2 separate regions of the Homo sapiens genome follow, and region 2 is linked to region 1. A link is an interaction called in ENCODE POLR2A ChIA-PET data of the cell type or tissue named here. Cell type or tissue: PC-3. All regions are shown on one strand. Each heading gives the region's core, and the rest is flanking DNA. Links, peaks and the distances in the headings are about the cores only.

The links. ChIA-PET counts read pairs that join two places held together with the same protein. Peaks named below come from ENCODE experiments on the same cell type or tissue, not always from the same donor. Only the 100,000 strongest peaks of a DNase experiment are listed, where the experiment ranks them.
Region 2: POLR2A ChIA-PET joins it to region 1 with 5 read pairs; 2 of 35 experiments call an interaction of 5 or more read pairs at or near these places.

The regions. Positions count from the first base shown.
Region 1 is chr20:62,198,867-62,207,193 of GRCh38, forward strand. MTG2 (mitochondrial ribosome associated GTPase 2) reads left to right here. Exons shown (of 7, transcript NM_015666.4): 6 at 253-391; 7 at 1,817-4,702. The coding sequence ends at 2,211. Among named protein-coding and RNA genes, the nearest start is that of HRH3, 17 kb to the right of the region's middle. In PC-3, for the core only: no CTCF peak of the experiment used is centred there; a DNase peak (open chromatin) is centred at 4,655; H3K27ac peaks cover 557 bases.
Region 2 is chr20:62,103,565-62,111,891 of GRCh38, forward strand. It overlaps LOC105372706 (a long non-coding RNA gene), which reads right to left. Exons shown (of 3, transcript XR_936963.2): 2 at 3,988-4,110. Among named protein-coding and RNA genes, the nearest start is that of LSM14B, 15 kb to the right of the region's middle. In PC-3, for the core only: no CTCF peak of the experiment used is centred there; no DNase peak of the experiment used is centred there.

The DNA of each region.
Region 1 (8,327 bases), core at 84-8,083:
TGCCAACAGCATCTGCACACACTCAGCTCTAGAAAATCCACTTTTCTCAATGGGGATTTGCCAGTGGCCTGGAAGAGAACAGCTTTGCGACTCACCTTTTTCCCATCAGTACACTGCTGACTTGGTCGTGAGCATGAGCCCTTGTGACTCCCCCAGCCCTGAAATCCTCCCTCCAATCCCAGTTAGTTACAGACTCTGCGCTAACAAAGGTGCTGCCGCGGGCCGTGCCACCGTCTTCCCTCTTTCCCCCAGGTGGGATTCCCCAACGCCGGGAAGTCCTCACTGCTCCGGGCCATTTCAAACGCCAGACCCGCCGTGGCTTCCTACCCGTTCACCACCCTGAAGCCCCACGTCGGGATCGTCCACTACGAAGGCCACCTACAAATAGCAGGTAGAACTTCCAGAATTCTCCCAAAGGTTAGATTTAAATGATGTAATTCAGAAAAGTAATGATGTAACTCTTAAATTTAGCTTTCTGTTTAAAATGTAGCATTGTTGGCCAGGCGTGGTGGCTCACACCTGTAACCCCAGCACTTTGGGAGGCCGAGGCAGGCGGATCACGAGGTCAGGAGATCGACACCATCCTGGCTAACATGGTGAAACCCCGTCTCTACTAAAAATACAAAAAAATTAGCTGGGTGTGGTGGCGGGCACCTGTAGTCCCAGCTACTTGGGAGGCTGAGGATGGAGAATGGCATGAACCCAGAAGGCAAAGCTTGCAGTGAGCCGAGATCATGCCACTGCACTCCAGCCTGGGCGACAGAGCGAAACTCCATCTCAAAAAAAAAAAAAAAAAAGTAGCATTGTTTTTCCTAATGTAAACAACTTTTTTTTTTTTTTTTTTTTGAGACGGAGTCTCACTCTGTCACCCTGGCTGGAGTGCAGTGGTGCGATCTCAGCTCACTGCAACCTCCACCTCCCATATTTAAGTGATTCTCCTGCCTCAGCCTCCCAAGTAGCTGGGATTACAGGCGTGCGCCACCACGCCCAGTTAATTTTTTTGTATTTTTAGTAGAGACGGGGTTTCACCATGTTGGCCAGGCTGGTCTCGAACTCCTGATCTCAAGTGATCTGCCCCCCGCCCCACCTTGGTCTCCCAAAGTGTTGGGATTACAGGCGTGAGCTACTGCACCTGGCCCTAATTTAAACAATTTTCATCAGCCTGTTCTCTATGAAAATCAGGTTCCCACCCCATCCCCTAGGAATCTGTCAGTTACAGTTCAGAAACCTGCATTGAAATTCCAGCCGAGGACAGTATTTCTTCCCACTCTATTTGTCCCCTCTCATCTGTGGAAGCTCAGCAGCATCACAACACGTGACTTAAAAGCTTTCCTTGTGCCGTTTGAGAGAATAAAACTTTTTCCCAGAAGACAATACACCCATTAAAAATAGTAAGCCTGCTGGTAAGGTTATTTGGATGGCACTTTATATCTGCAGAGTACTCTACATGTAAATTTCTATCAGTAATCAAATGATTAGTAGAGTACAGGCAGCCATTTTCCTCTTTTTTGAATCCTATTAGAAGCAGAAAGAGAAGGTATGAAATGTACTCTACTAGATAGATCCATCGCCACGCTGGTCTCCCAAACATCTCCAAGCATTGAATTCCTCAGGTGTCAGTTGGCCCAGTGAATCACCCAGGTGCTAAATCAAATGGCTTCAGTTCAAGGCGTTCCTTGAAAGGAAAGTGTTAGAACTCAGGAAATCCGCCTTCGCAGTGGGCTCCAGGCCTTCTCTCCCAGGCTCGAGGTGGAAGGCGCTCTTGGGTGCTGGGTGTGCCAAGTGGTCACCTCGTGTGCCCCTGTCTTCCCTGCAGTGGCCGACATCCCCGGCATCATACGAGGCGCCCACCAGAACAGGGGTCTGGGGTCCGCCTTCCTCAGGCACATCGAGCGCTGCCGCTTTCTCTTGTTCGTGGTGGATCTTTCTCAGCCTGAGCCGTGGACTCAAGTTGACGATTTAAAATATGAACTGGAGATGTATGAAAAGGGCCTGTCTGCGAGGCCCCACGCAATCGTCGCAAACAAGATTGACCTCCCTGAAGCCCAAGCCAATCTGTCCCAGCTCCGGGATCACTTGGGACAGGAGGTCATCGTGCTGTCGGCGTTGACCGGCGAGAACCTGGAGCAGCTGCTGTTGCACCTGAAGGTGCTGTATGACGCCTACGCGGAGGCCGAGCTGGGCCAGGGCCGCCAGCCGCTCAGGTGGTAGCCACGCCAGAGCGGGGTCGCCTCTGGGCCTCTGTCTGAGCAAACCTGGGTGTGAATTCGGTGGTTTTGAATGCATAAAGTGCCTTGTGGACACGGGGGAGTTGTGGTGCTTCTGGGTCTCTGGGCCCCGCCTGCTGGCCTGAGATGCCCTCATGTTGGGAAGCATTCCGTGCCCCCTACCCCGCCTGCCCTCCGTATTTCCTGCACCTGTCAGCCTGCACCGACTGATGAGCCAGTTGCTCATTTGTGCTGATTAACACCCCTAATAAGGGGTTGGGGTGCCCATAACGGGGTGGCCCTGCCGCTGACTCAGGTCTCCGCCATGCACGCGTGGACTCTCGGATGAGCTCAGCAGAACCGCACAGCCAGAGCCCCAGGTCAGAAGTGCAGACCAGGGTTCTCAGCACAGTGCCCGTCGTGCTTCCATGGCTTGCTACGGAGAGAGACCTCTGGATCCACACTGGGGCTGCGTCTGGCCCGTTGTCCAGCAGCCCTGCGGTACCGCAAGCCCAGGCACCAGTGTCTCGGGGGGCCTCACTGCTGCGCAAGGGGTGGGGCCGAGGATGCAAGTCCAGGCAGAGCGGCGCAGGCAGCTGTGAGCTTTTCTCCATCAGCCGTCTGAGAAGAGCAGTGAGGCCAGCTGCTTCCTGTCCTTCAGAACACTTCTCTGTGCTCAGTGGGAGCCAGGAAGCCTCAGGCTTCACGACTGAATGCACCCAATATCCGACCTGGCTGCGTGTTTCTGGCTGGGCTGCCGTGTGCACAGCAAGTTAACTAGAGGGGCTGTGGGCCATGGAACTGTCAGCGTTATTCTCAGAAGGCGGCCGTGGCATGGGCAGGGTATAGTGAGGAGTGGAAGGAGACGTGTGCCTGGTAATATGGGGCGGAATTTCCACTCAGCTCCATTTGCTGGGGATTTAAAGAGAACCCTTGTGCTACGCCAGGCAGTTACCGAGCCGAAGGGAGATGATGGGCCTTCGCCCCTCAGTGGGATGGCAGCTGAGGGGGCCCTGCATTTGACCGTCGAGACTGCAGCAGCGCCTTTCCTGTCTGTGGTTTAAGTCTTTGCAGTCAAGTACTGATGCATCCAAGCCAGGCCCATGCCTGGTGTCTCCCTGACTGCAGAGGAGCCCCAGGGCAAGGACAGCTCAGCTGCTGGCAGCCTGCCTGGCCCATAGACATCCCCCAAGTAGTCTCAGGCCTCTGACATGTCCCTGAGGGGCCCCTAAGAAAGAAAGTGGAGGGGACACTCCAGAGGCTGTCGTGGGAGGATCATGTGAGCCTGGGAGGTCAAGGCTGCAGTGAGCCGTGATTGCACCACTGCACTCCAGCCTGAGTGACAGAGCGAGACCCTGTCTCAAAAAACAAACAAACAAACAAACAAAAACAGAACATTCTGGGCACGGTGGCTCATGCCTGTAGTCCCAGCACTTTGGGAGGCCGAGGCTGGTGGATCACAAGGTCAGGAGATTGAGACCATCCTGGCTAACACAGTGAAACCCCGTCTCTACTAAAAATACAAAAAAATTAGCCAGGCGTGGTGGCGGTCACCTGTAGTCCCAGCTACTCGGGAGGCTGAAGCAGGAGAATGGCGTGAACCTGGGAGGCGGAGCTTGCAGTGAGCCGAGATCACACCACTGCACTCCAGCCTGAGCGACAGAGCAAGACTCCATCTCAAAAAAAAAAAAAAAGTGGAGGGGACAAAGAAGCAGAGAAGGATGATCAGAAGGGGACCCCCAGCCCTTGGAGGAGAGACGGCAGCCTCAGGTGAGATGAGCCGCAAGGGTCCGGGGCCGCGTCTCTGCACGCTGGGGTGGGGCGCGCTTTGCACAGCAGGCCGGTGCCTGGGCTTTCAGGAGCAATTCCGTTTTGATCTCACATCAAATCTGCAGCTAGAACATGACAGTCCTTTTACCCGAAGCTTTATTTTAATGTCTTATAATTTCAAAGGTCCTTCTATCCTAGAAACCAGAGATGGGTTTTGCATCTATTTGCTTTTTCTTTCAGGCCGCCACAAAGGATTTTGTGGAGTCGCCCCAGGCCTGACGGCGTTAATTATCCCTGGCTTTCATCTTGATGCTCTTGCAGGGGAGGCTCAAGATGCCTTGTGGCTCGACCCCTGCACGGAGCCCCCAGCCCAGCCTCCCCGTGGGTTGAAACCTTGATCTGGGCCTGACTGTGGCTGCTCTGGGGACATGCCCTCGTCCTTTGCTGAAGCTGAGGCTCCAGAGGGGGAGTCACTGCCACGAAGGTTGCCCAGAACTTTCCTTGCTGCAAAAAGCCCCAAGACTTCTCCCTGCCACACACACAGCTTTTGCCATCGCGTTCTAAAAGCTGACAGCTTTCTCTCCAACACTGTTCTCCCTGAGTAGGGTAAAGCTACACTTGGCTTCCCCAGTTTCCTGTTTCCTGCCTAGAAACAAATTTTTGTCAGTCTGCTTTTCAAATGGGATATATGATTCACATACCATAAAATTCACCACTTTATATAATTCAGTGGTTTTTTTGTATGTTCAGAAGGTTGTGCAACTGTCAAACTGCAAATTCCAGAACGTTTTCATCACCCCGAAAACAGACCCTGTGCCCGTTAGCGTGAACCCGCCTTCCCCCTCCCCCGGGCACCCACCCGTCTACCTTCTGTCCCCAGGGACCTGCCTTCCAGACAGATCCTGTAATTGGAGTGTACACTATGTGGCCGTCTGTGCGGGTCTTTAGTAGCCATGCCTGAGGCGGCCGACACCGCAGTCTTTAGTTACGGAAGGGACCGCGGGTGCAGGCCAACCCCCCCACAGTCAGCATGTGTGGGCTGCCTTGGACACAGGGTCTCTGTGTATCCCCAGCAGCCTCAGAACACCTGACCCAGAGACGGCGTCAGTAAGCGCTGGCAGGTGCACGGAGGATGGCGCTGGCATGAGGAGCCTTCAGGCTGCTCCTAGTTTTAAACTATTTTTACTTTTGTTTTTATTTTTTTAAGACAGAGTCTCACTCTTTCGCCCAGGCTAGAGTGCAGTGGTGCGATCTCGGCTCACTGCAACCTCTGCCTCCTGGGTTCAAGCGATTCTCCTGCCTTAGCCTCCCAAGTAGCTGGGATTACAGCCTGCACCACCACGCCTGGCTGATTTTTGTATTTTTAGTAGAGACAAGGTTTCACCATGTTGGCCAGGCTGGTCTCGAACCCCTGACCTCAGGTGATCTGCCCACTTTGGCCTCCCAAAGTGCCGGGATTACCGGCATGAGCCACTGCGCCTGGCCTGAAACTCAGTGTGTGTGTGTGTGTGTGTGTGTGTGTGTGTGTGTGTGTGTGTGTGTGTGTGTGAGAGAGAGAGAGAGAGAGAGAGAGAGAGAGAGAGAGATGGAGTCTCACTCTGTCACCCAGGCTGGAGTGCAGTGGCGCGATCTCCACTCACTGCAACCTCCGACTCCTGGGTTCAAGCAGTTCTCCTGCCGCAGCCCAGGTGGGGTGGAGTCTGGGTGCCCTGGGGCCCTGCCACCTTCCACTTGGACACGGGCGAGGAGGGGTTTGCCCTGAGCATCCCCTGTAGAAGCCCAGCTCCACAGCAGCGCTGTAGGAAAACGTAGTGTGTCCATTTGAAAATGAAGTTTTATCTATTCCTTATTAGTCTCCTGGGGCTGCTATGACAAAGTGCCACAAACCGGGTGACTTAACAGAAGTTGGCCGAGCATGGGGGCTTACACCTGTCATCTAGCGCTGTGGGAGGCCGAGGCGGCCGGATCACCTGGGGTCAGGAGTTTAGGACCAGCCTGGCCAACATGGTGAAACCCCATCTCTACTAAAAAATATGTAAAAATTAGCTAGGGGTGGTGGCCCATACCTGTAGTCCCAGCTACCCAGGAGGCTGAGGCAGGAGAATCGCTTGAACCCCTGATCACTTGAGCCAAGATTGCGCCACTGCACTCCATCCTGGGCGACACAGTGAGACTCTGTCTCAAGAAAAAAAAAAAAAAAAAACAAAAAAAACCTAAGTGGATTCTCTTGTTTGTCGGGGGTGAGGCCTCTCAAGGCCAGGGAGGTCCTTCCTGCTCCATCCTCGGCTAGCAGTGGCAAAGGCTCCCGTCCCTGCCCTGTCTTCATGTAACTTCCCCCTGTGTGTCTGTCCTCTTATCTTCTGGAAGCCAGTTGTGGGATTTGGGCCTCTCTAAACCCAGGATGGTCCCATCTTGAGATCTTTAGTTACATTTGCACAGACCCCATTTCCAATAGTGATATTCTGAGGTTCTGTGGATGTGGATTTGGGGGCACGTTGTTTGACCCCAAGCAATGTCCCTTTCCATCTTTTTTTTTGGCGGCGGTGGGGGTGGTGCAGAGTCTTGCTCTGTCATGCAGGCTGGAGTGCAGTGGCGCGATTTTGGCTCACTGCAACCTCCACCTCCCAGGTTCAAGCGATTCTCCTGCCTCAGCCTTCTGAATAGCTAGGATTACAGAAATGTACCACCATGCCCAGCTAATTTTCGTATTTTTAGTAGAGCCAGGGTTTCACCATGTTGGCCAGGCTGGTCCCGAGCTCCTGAGCTCAGGCGATTTGCCCGCCTCAGCCTCCCACAGTGCTGGGACTGCAGGTGTGAGCCTCCACTCCCAGCCTCCCTTCCCATCTTGTGGTCGTGTGTGCTTCCCGGCGCACGTGCTATACTGAGTTCAGTCTCGCGTGGGGCCTTTGCCTCCTCACCTCGCCAGCACAGCAGCTCTGCCCTCGGGTCCACCCCAGGTCCCGCCATGCCTGTCACCTCCACCCCGCTCTGGACGATGGCAGTGGCCTGCTAATGTCTCCCCTACTTGGTGCCCGGGCCCCTCAGTCTTCCCCTGTGGCTGTGCCAGGAAGCCAGGCCCCTCACTGGGAGTCCCTGGTGCCCACAGCACCAGCCCCACTGCCCCTTCCTATGTCTGAGCCATGCTGAGGCCACTCCTTGGACTGCAGGCTTTGGTGTTGCTGATCCCTGTGACCCAGTGCCCTGCCCAGACACCCCGTGAAATGCCCTCTAGTCAAAAAGCCAAAGACAGCCACACGCGCCCAGGCTCTGCACAGTTGGGCCCACCACCCTCTCGTGCACGCACTTTCCACACTTCACGTTAGCCGCCGTCGCCCCCCCGCCCTAAGCTCCTGGAGAACAGAGACCTCGTTTGTCTGTATGCAGTGCCCGGGTCGGCGCTGGCCCCGGGATGGAGGCCTGAAGGGCAGACATGCTGAGGCAACCGGAGCGTCTCATCAGTGAACACACGTGCCGGGGACCTGTCCTGGTGCCGCTAAAGAGGCTGCAGAGCCGCGGGGTGCGGCAGTGCTTGGCGGGGGCGGGGTGCAGCTCTGCGTGCATGGCGTCCACCTGGGGACCGCAGGTGTCAAGCCGGGGAGAGCCAGTGCCAGGAGGTCACACACGATGGTTCCCTCTACAGAGTGTTCCAGAAACGATGAGGAGAATGGATTGGCGGTCCTCGGGCTGAGGAGGGCGGGAGGGTGGAGGTAGCCGTGGACACAAAAGGGCCATGCCAGGGTCCTCAGACCATCACCCTGTGTGTTGGCGGTGGGGCCACGAGTCTGCACGTGCGAAAGAATCCTGTTGGCTTAGTGTTTCAGGCTGGGAAGATGACCGGCTCTGAAGGTGGAGGGTGGTGATGGGAGAGCCACTGAACCGCACACTTCAGATAGCTCAAGTGGTGAACTTTATGTTTATCACCACGATAAAAAATATGACATAGGCCGGGCGCGGTGGCTCACGCCTGTAATCCCAGCACTTTGGGAGGCCGAGGTGGGCGGATCATGAGGTCAGGAGATCGAGACCATCCTGGCTAACACAGTGAAACCCCGTCTCTACTAAAAATACAAAAAAATTAGCTGGGTGTGGTGGCAGGCACCTGTGGTCCCAGCTATGCAGGAGGCTGAGTTTGCAGTGAGCCGAGATCGTGCCACTGCACTCCAGCCTGGGCGACAGAGCAAGACTCTGGCTCAAAAAAAAAAAAAATTTATATATATATATATATATATATATATATGACATAAAACTAAACATGCCACACACACACGAGTGCAGGGGAGTGGGAACCTGCGTGCGGCGATGGCGTGTGTCCTGCGTGCGGCGATGGCGTGTGTTGTGGTCTTAGAGGGT
Region 2 (8,327 bases), core at 210-8,209, 95 kb before region 1:
ATGACCCCTGGGCCGAGGGAGTTAGGGTGACTGTGGGGCAGCTCTAGGCCCCTTCTCCCCTCCACTGTGCAGGGGCAGCCTCGGAGCCCTTCACTCCTCAGGCCTGGGCTGGTGCCCCTCCGTGCCTGCTGTGGGAGCTGGGGACGCATGCCACCCTCACGGGGTAGGCATGCCAGCCGGGGAGCCAGAAAGAACATGAGGCAAAGATGGGTTGAGTGCAGGGTGGACCCAGGGTGGCAGGGAGGAGCTGCTTGCCATTTGAGCCGGGTGGCCTCTCCGAGAGCAGAGGAGGCTGAGGCCCAGCCACGTGGGGTCTGGAGGAAGAGTCTCCAGGCAGGGGCAGCAGATGAGAGGGCACCAAGGCAGGAGTGTCCTCAGGGGACAGCAGGGGGACCCGAGTGGCACCTCAAGGGGGAGGAACAGGGAGGTGGGCGGTTGGGCAGATCCCCAGGCCTCTCCACATTCCGGAAGGGATCCCCCCTGGCCTTGTGTGCACCAGGTGAGGGGCCAGGGCAGAGGAGGGCCAGGCAGAGGCTCCTCCTGTAACACAAGCAAGGTGGCCGCGGCGGGGGCCGTGTGGCTGCAGGTTAGGTGTCGTTGGATTCTGCATAGGTGTTGAAAGTCAAGGCATTGAGATTTCCTGGCCCCAGCTGTGAGAGAACGACGTGGGGGTCATGGAGAGCTCCAGGGCCTTTGCCTGAGCACTGGTGGTGGGGACCGATGCCACTGGGGCGGGTGGAGACAGATCTGCATCCCTGGCATCAGAACTGCAGTCCTTTGCACGCAGCCCCAGGGGGACGGGAACCTGCGGTCCGGGAGCCATGGGGGCTGCAGCTCAGGGAGAAGCCCCCACGTGGTGAGGTTGCACATGGCCAGGCCAGGACTGGGCGCTGAGCCCCAGGAGGAACCCGAGGGAGACTAGAAGTGGGGCCAGCAGAGAGAGGAAACCAGGGGATGTTGGGGAGCCCGGCAGCAGTAGGAGGGGGGACTGTGGCCGAGCTGCCCCTCCCCACCCCAGAGGACAGCTTAAGGGACTTAATCTCCAGGAAGTCATGGGTGACCTTGACCACGACAGCATCAGCTTGTGGCAGAATGGCAGTGATTGCAGGGGCAGTTCCTCTGGCGTTTGCAGAAAACAGGAGGCAAGCTTGCCGGGGATAGGGGGTTACGGGAGGGGGGTTTAGAGTGGACAAAATTGCAGGATACTTGGGGGCTACTAGGGATGGCTCTGAAGAGAGGGGAAAGCTGAAGTTCCCAGGAGAGGACTCAGCAGAAGGGAAGGGAGCCCAGGGGGGCCGGGGGAGGAGCCGTGTGGAAGGAAGGAGACAAGAGATGGGTGGAATGGGAAGAGGAGGTGGGAGGCAGGGGAGGTGGAGAAAAGGAGGGGGAGGTGGGAGGGAGCCCTTGGGAAAGGAGGAAGAGTTAGGTGTTGGGGGAGGTGGGAGTGAGGGATACACGGGAGGCAGGAGGGACTGCCTGTAAGGACTTGGACTCAGCCAGGCGCACAAACAGCAACCAAGAATGATGTTTGCACATCTCAGGCCCAACTTTTACAACCACTTTGGAACAAAACCAAAGACAGTAAACACGGTGAAGTCATCCAGTGCATGTGAAAGAAAAAAAAATATTGTGTTCTTCATCCAAACAGTGAATGTTCTTAGCATTTCTGAGAAACACAGGTCACGTGGATACTAATCAGGGAGTGCTTCCTGGAAGAGGTGGGAGTACGGGCAGAAATCAGCCAGGTAGAGGGGAGGTGGCTTTCCAGACAAGACCATGGGCTGAGCAAAGGCCCCAGATGGAGGAGGAGGAGGAGCGGACAGGCCAGTGTGGGGAGGGTCTGCGTCTGCTGGGAGCAGAGAGAAGCCCCATCACACCGGCTCCTTCCTTGGGAGGCCTTCTCACCTTCCTAGAGGGAGCAGCGCCCCCATCCTGCTCCCCCCACCTCCCTGCAGCCTGCACCTGCCTATCAAGAAGCCTTACCCCATCTCAAGCACACACTTGGGTATACGTTGGTCTCTGCCACCAGCTGCAGCTGATCTCTGCCAGCTCCGCAAGGGAGAGCCCTGTTGTGTTCAGTTCATTATTGTGTTTCCAGACCCAAGACAATGCATAAATGTATGAATGAATAATAGAAATGAATGGATGGATGGACGGACGGATGGATGGATGGGTCGATGGATAGATGGGCAGATGGATGGATGGATGGATGGACAGATGGGCAGATGGATGGATGAATGGATAGATGGGCAGATGGATGGATGGATGGATGGATGGATGGATGGATGGATGGGTAGATGGATGGATGGATGGATGGATGGATGGATGGGCGGATGGATGGATGGATGGATGTGCAGATGGATGGATGGATGGATGGGCAGATGGATGGGTGAATGAACAGATAGGTGGGTAGGTAGATAGATGGATATGTGCATGAATAGAAGGATAAGCAAATTCATGGGCAGATGAGTAGATGCGTGGGTGGATGCATGGATAGATGCGTGTGTAGCTGAATATCAGTTCAACTCTATTTTCTTAGGACTGGGTTGTTGCCTTTTACACCCCCAAAACCTTTATCCAAAGGCCTTTCTCACATTACTTTTCTCTTTCTCTTTGTTCTCAAGAAGTTCTTGCCTATAACCTTTATTTCTGGACATAATTACAAATAACCTTACATTGTTATTTAAATTCTTCATGTTTACACATTTAGCTTATAAATAATTCAAGAGGCTAATGCTGACTTTGAACTAGACTCACTACCAGAGTGATAAATCAACCATGTTTGAACCCCTGTGGACTTGGCAATGTTCTAATCATTAAGATGATGACACCGGGCATGGTGGCTCACGCCTGTAATCCCAGCACTTTGGGAGGCAGAGGAGTTCAAGACCAGCCTGGGCAACATAGTGAGACCCTGTCTGTACAAAAATAAAAATATCAGGTAGGCATGATGGTGAGCGCCTGTAATTCCAGCTACACAGGAGGTTGAGGCAGGAGAATCACTTGAACCCAGGAGGCAGAGGTTGCAGAGAGCCGACATCGCGCCATTGCACTCCAGCCTGGGTGACAAAAGTGAACCTCCGTCTCAAATAAATAAATAAATCAGCTGGGCATGGTGGTACATGTCTGTAGTCTCAGCTACTCAGAAGACTAAGGCAGGAGGATCACTTGAGCCCAGGAGGTCGATGCTGCAATGAGCTGTGACCGCACCCTTGCACTCCAGCTTGGGTTACAGAACGAGATCCTGTCTCAAAAAAAAAAAAAAAAAAAAAAGATAAAAAAGTGTTCTGCTCGAGCTCTTCTTGGGGACTGGGCCTGCCCTGGGATGCATTCTGCAGAGATGTCCCTGCCTGGTCTTCAGACATAAGGGGCCTCACTCGAACCTTTTGAAGCTCCCCATTGCCCCTTGCCCAGCCTCTCCTTGGCCCACCCATACCTGTGCCCCCACTCTCCCACCCTAACCCTCCCAGCCTTACCTCACTCTACGCCACCTACACCTCTGCCCCTCCAGCCACTCTGGTCTCCTTCTAGCTCCCCAGAGGTGCCATCTTCCCTTCTGCCACGGGACCTTTGCCATGCAGTTTCCTGTCTTTGCCTCGTTAACCTCCATGCATTCTTCAATTTGGGGCTCGCTGTCACTTCCTTGGGGCCCCTATAGGGTCAGGCCTCATGCACCCTCTCCTTGTCTTCTCTGTGCTTGCTTGGCTGCTGGTCATTACTCAGCCAGGTGAGTATCTGGTTTACCTCTCCTTCCCCCTCTCAACTGGATGCTCCATGAGGGCAACCCCAGCCTGGTTTTCCCTCATCATGTACCTCCCAGAGTGAGGGGGTATCTACAGAGCCCCAGAAAAGGGGCTCCTGGGAAGGCAGGGGGTGCCTGGCTGGACTCTACTGCCATTTGATGCCCTGAGGGGAGAGTGCATCAAGCTGCCCCATGCACCTGCCGGTCCCTACCTGCCTGGGGTCAGGGTCAAGTCAGCTTCTTACCCTAATTTGGCATCCAGGAGAGACAGCCCACTGGCTTGGGCGCAGAAGTAACCAGCACTCCAGAGAGCTCCATCTTGCGGAACGGCATCTGGGGAAGCATCTGGTTTTGCCATCTGATGAGATCTGGTAATTTAAAAGTGTGTGGCACACCAACCTTGCTCCCGTTCTCACCGTGTGATGTGTCTGCTCCCACTTCTTTTGTCACTATGACTGGAAACTTCCTGAGGCCTCCCAAGAAGCAGATGCCACTATGCTTCCTGTAAAGCCTGCAGAACCTTGAGTCAATTAAACTTCTTTCCTTATCAATGCTGCAGTCTTGGCCAGGCGCAGCAGCTCGCGCCTCTAAAGTTGATGAAGACCTAGCCTGCCATGTGCTCATAAGAGCCAGCCTCTCACCACAGGAGGCCATCAAAGTCAGGGAGACTCCTGGGAGTCCTGCTGTGGGGAGACAGGATCCTCACAGGCTTTCCTGGAAACGCTGGAGCATGCTGGGCCCTCCCCATCCCCATGGCCACACAAGGCCTTACATGTGCTGGTGTGCTGAGTTCCAGGACCCCAGTGAGAGGCCCAGCAGTAAAAGGCAATAACATAGGTGGGGAAGGAAGGGCCAGGGAGGCAGCAGTTGCCTCTACTCAGTGGGGCATCAGCCCCAACTGCCAGTCCCCAGCTGAGCAACCCAGAAAGTCACTTTTCTTCTCTGAGCCCCATCTATAAAAAGAGAGGGAGTTGGCAATTAAGCAAGAAGATACAACAAAGGCATCCATATTGAAAAGGAAGAAGTAGGCTGGGTGCAGTGCTCACGCCTGTAATCCCAGCACTTTGGGAGACCGAGGCGGGTGGATCACCTGAGGTCGGGAGTTCGAGACCAGCCTGACCAACATGGAGAAACCTTGTCTCTACTAAAAATACAAAATTAGCTGGGCATGGTGGTGCATGCCTGTACTCCCAGCTACTCAGGAGGCTGAGGCAGGAGAATCATTTGAACCTGGGAGGCAGAGGTTGCAGTGAGCCAAGATCATGCCATTGCACTCCAGCCTGGAACAAGACACCAAGAGCAAAACTCCATTTCAAAAAGAAAGAAAAGAAAAGAAAATGAAGAAGTAAAGTCATCTCTATTTGCAGATGACATGACCTTGTACATAGAAAATCCTAAGCCACTGAAAAAATATTAGAACTAGCACTTTGGGAGGCTGAGGTGGGAGGATTGCTTGAGCCCAGGAGTTCAAAACTATCCTGGGCAATGTAGCAAGACCCCAGCTCTACAAAAAAATTAAAAATTAGCCAGGCATGGTGGCACATGCCTATAGTCCCAGCTACTTGGGAGGCTGAGACAGGAGAATCACTTGAGCCTAGGAGCTTAAGGTTGCAGTGAGCTATGATCACACCACTGCACTCCAGCCTGGGTAACAGACCCTGTCCCAAAATAAACAAATAAATAATAACTATTAGAGCTAATAAATGAGTACAACAGGGCTGCAGGGTATAAGATCAATGTATGAAAATCAATTGTGTTTCTATACAGCAGTAATCAACAAACCAAAAGTGAGATGAAGAGAACAATTCCATAATACTTTGGAGTCAACTTAACAAGATAAGTGCAAAACACATATTCTGAAGACGACAATACGTTGTTGAAAGAAATTTTAAAAGACCTAAAGAAGTGGAAAGACATCCTATGTTCATGGGTTGGAAGCCGAATATTTTTAAGATGACATTGCTGCCCAAATTGGTTTTTATTTGCATTTCCCTGATGCCACTGGTATGGCAGATTCAACACAATCCCTATCAAATTCCCAATTACCTTCTTTGCAGAAATTGACAAACTATCCCTAAATTCATATGGAAAGGCAAGGAATCCAGAATAATCAAAGCAATCTTGAAAAAGAAGCACAAAATTAGAGAACTCATACTTTCCAATATCAGAACTCACTACAAAGCTACAGTAATCAGAGCAGTGTGGTGCTAGAATAAGGACAGACATATAGACCAATGGAATAGAACAGAGAGACCAGAAAGAAACTCTCACATTTATGGGCAACTGGTTTTTGCCAAGGGTACCAGGCACCTTCAATGGGAAATTTGTTGAAACAGTCTTTTCAACAAATGGTGCTGAGAAAACTGAATATCAACATGCATAAGAATGAAGTTGGATACTACCTCACACTATATACAAAACTTAACACAAAACTAATCGATAGTCCGGGTGCAGTGGCTCACGCCTGTAATCCCAGCACTTTGGGAGGCCGAGGTGGGCAGATCATGAGGTCAGGAGATCGAGACCATTCTGGCTAACACGGTGAAACCCTGCCTCTACTAAAAATACAAAAAAAAGTAGTCGGGCATGGTGGCGGGCGCCTGTAGTCCCAGCTACTCAGGAGGCTGAGGCAGGAGAATGGTGTGAACCCGGGAGGCGGAGCTTGCAGTGAGCAGAGATTGTGCCACTGCACTCCAGCCTGGGCAATAGAGTGAGACTCTGTCTCAAAAAAAAAAAAAAAAAAAAAAAGTAATTGATATAGCTTGTATATTTGCCCCTGTACAAATCTCATGTTGAATTGTAATCCTCAGCATTGGAGGTGGGCCCTGATGGGAGGTGTCTGGGTCATGGGGGTGGATCTCTTATCGCTTCGTGCTGTCTTTGCAATAGCGAGTGAGTTCTCATGAAATCTGGTAATTTAAAAGTGTGTGGCACACCAACCTTGCTCCCATTCTCACTGTGTGATGTGTCTCCTCCCACTTCTTTTGTCACTATGATTGGAAACTTCCTGAGGCCTCCCAAGAAGCAGATGCCTGTAAAGCCTACAGAACCATGAGTCAATTAAACTTCTTTCCTTATAAATGATACAGTCATGGTTAGGTGCGGTGGCTCGCGCTTGTAATCCCAGCACTTTGGGAGGCAAAGGCAGGCGGATCAGGAGGTGAGGAGTTCAAGACCAGCCTGGCAAACATAGTGAGACCCCATCTCTACTAAAGATACAAAAAATTAGCCGGACGTGGTGGCGCATGCCTGTAATCCCAGCTACTCGGGAGGCTGAGGCACGAGAATCGTTTGAACCTGGGAGGCGGAGGTTGCAGTGAGCTGAGATCACGCCATTGCACTCCAGCCTGGGTGACAGGGTGAGACTGTCTCAAAAAAAAAAAAATTATGCAGTCTCAGGTATTTCTTTTTTCTTTTTCTTTCTTTCTTTTTTTTTTTTTTTTGATACGGAGTCTCGCTCTATCGCCTAGGCTGGAGTGCAGTGGTGCAATCTCGGCTCACTGCAAGCTCCACCTCCTGGGTTCATGCCATTCTCCTGCCTCAGCCTCCCGAGCAGCTGGGACTACAGGCACCCGCCACCACGCCTGGCTAATTTTTTGTATTTTTAGTAGAGATGGGGTTTCATCGTGTTAGCCAGGATGGTCTCGATCTCCTGACCTCGTGATCCACCTGCCTTGGCCTCCCAAAGTGCTAGGATTACAGGCGTGAGCCACTGTGCCAGGCCAGTCTCAGGTATTTCTTTATAGCAATGCAAAAACAGCCTAATACAGACAATTGTTACCAAGGAGTGGGGGCATTGTTATAAAGATACCTGAAAATTTGGAAGCAACTTTGGAACTGGGTAACAGACAGAGGTTGGTAGAGTTCGGAGGCCTCAGAAGAAGACAAGAAGATGAAGGAAGCTTTGGAACCTCTTAGAAACAGGTTAAATGGTTGTGACCAAAATGTTGATAATGATAAGAACAATGAAGTCCAGGCTGCCAAAGTCTGAGATGGAAATGAGGAACTTGTTGAGAACTGGAGCAAAGGTCACCATTGTTATGCCTTAGCAAATAACTTGGCTGTATTCTGTTCATGTCCCAGGGATCCATGGTAGTTTGAACTTCATAGTGATGATTTAGAGTATCTGCTAGAAGAAGTTTCTAAGCAGCAAAGCATTCAAGAAGTGACCGGCTGAGGCTGGGCGCGGTGGCTGACGTCTGTAATCCCAGCACTTTGGGAGGCCAAGGTCAGGAGATCGAGACCATCCTGGCTAACATGGCGAAACCCCATCTCTACTAAAAGTACAAAAATTAGCCGGGCGTGGTGGCAGGTGCCTGTAGTCCCAGCTACTCGGGAGGCTGAGGCAGGAGTATGGCGTGAACCTGGGAGGCGGAGCTTGCAGTGAGCCGAGATGGCGCCACTGCACTCCAGCCTGGGTGACAGAGAGAGACTCCGTCTCAAAAGAAAAATAAATAAATAAATAAATAATAAAATAAAAAATAAAATAGATGCTGCATGCCTGTATCAAAGTATCTCATGTACCCCATGAATATATACAACTACTATGTATGCGTAAAAAAATTTTTTTAATGAAATGAGACCA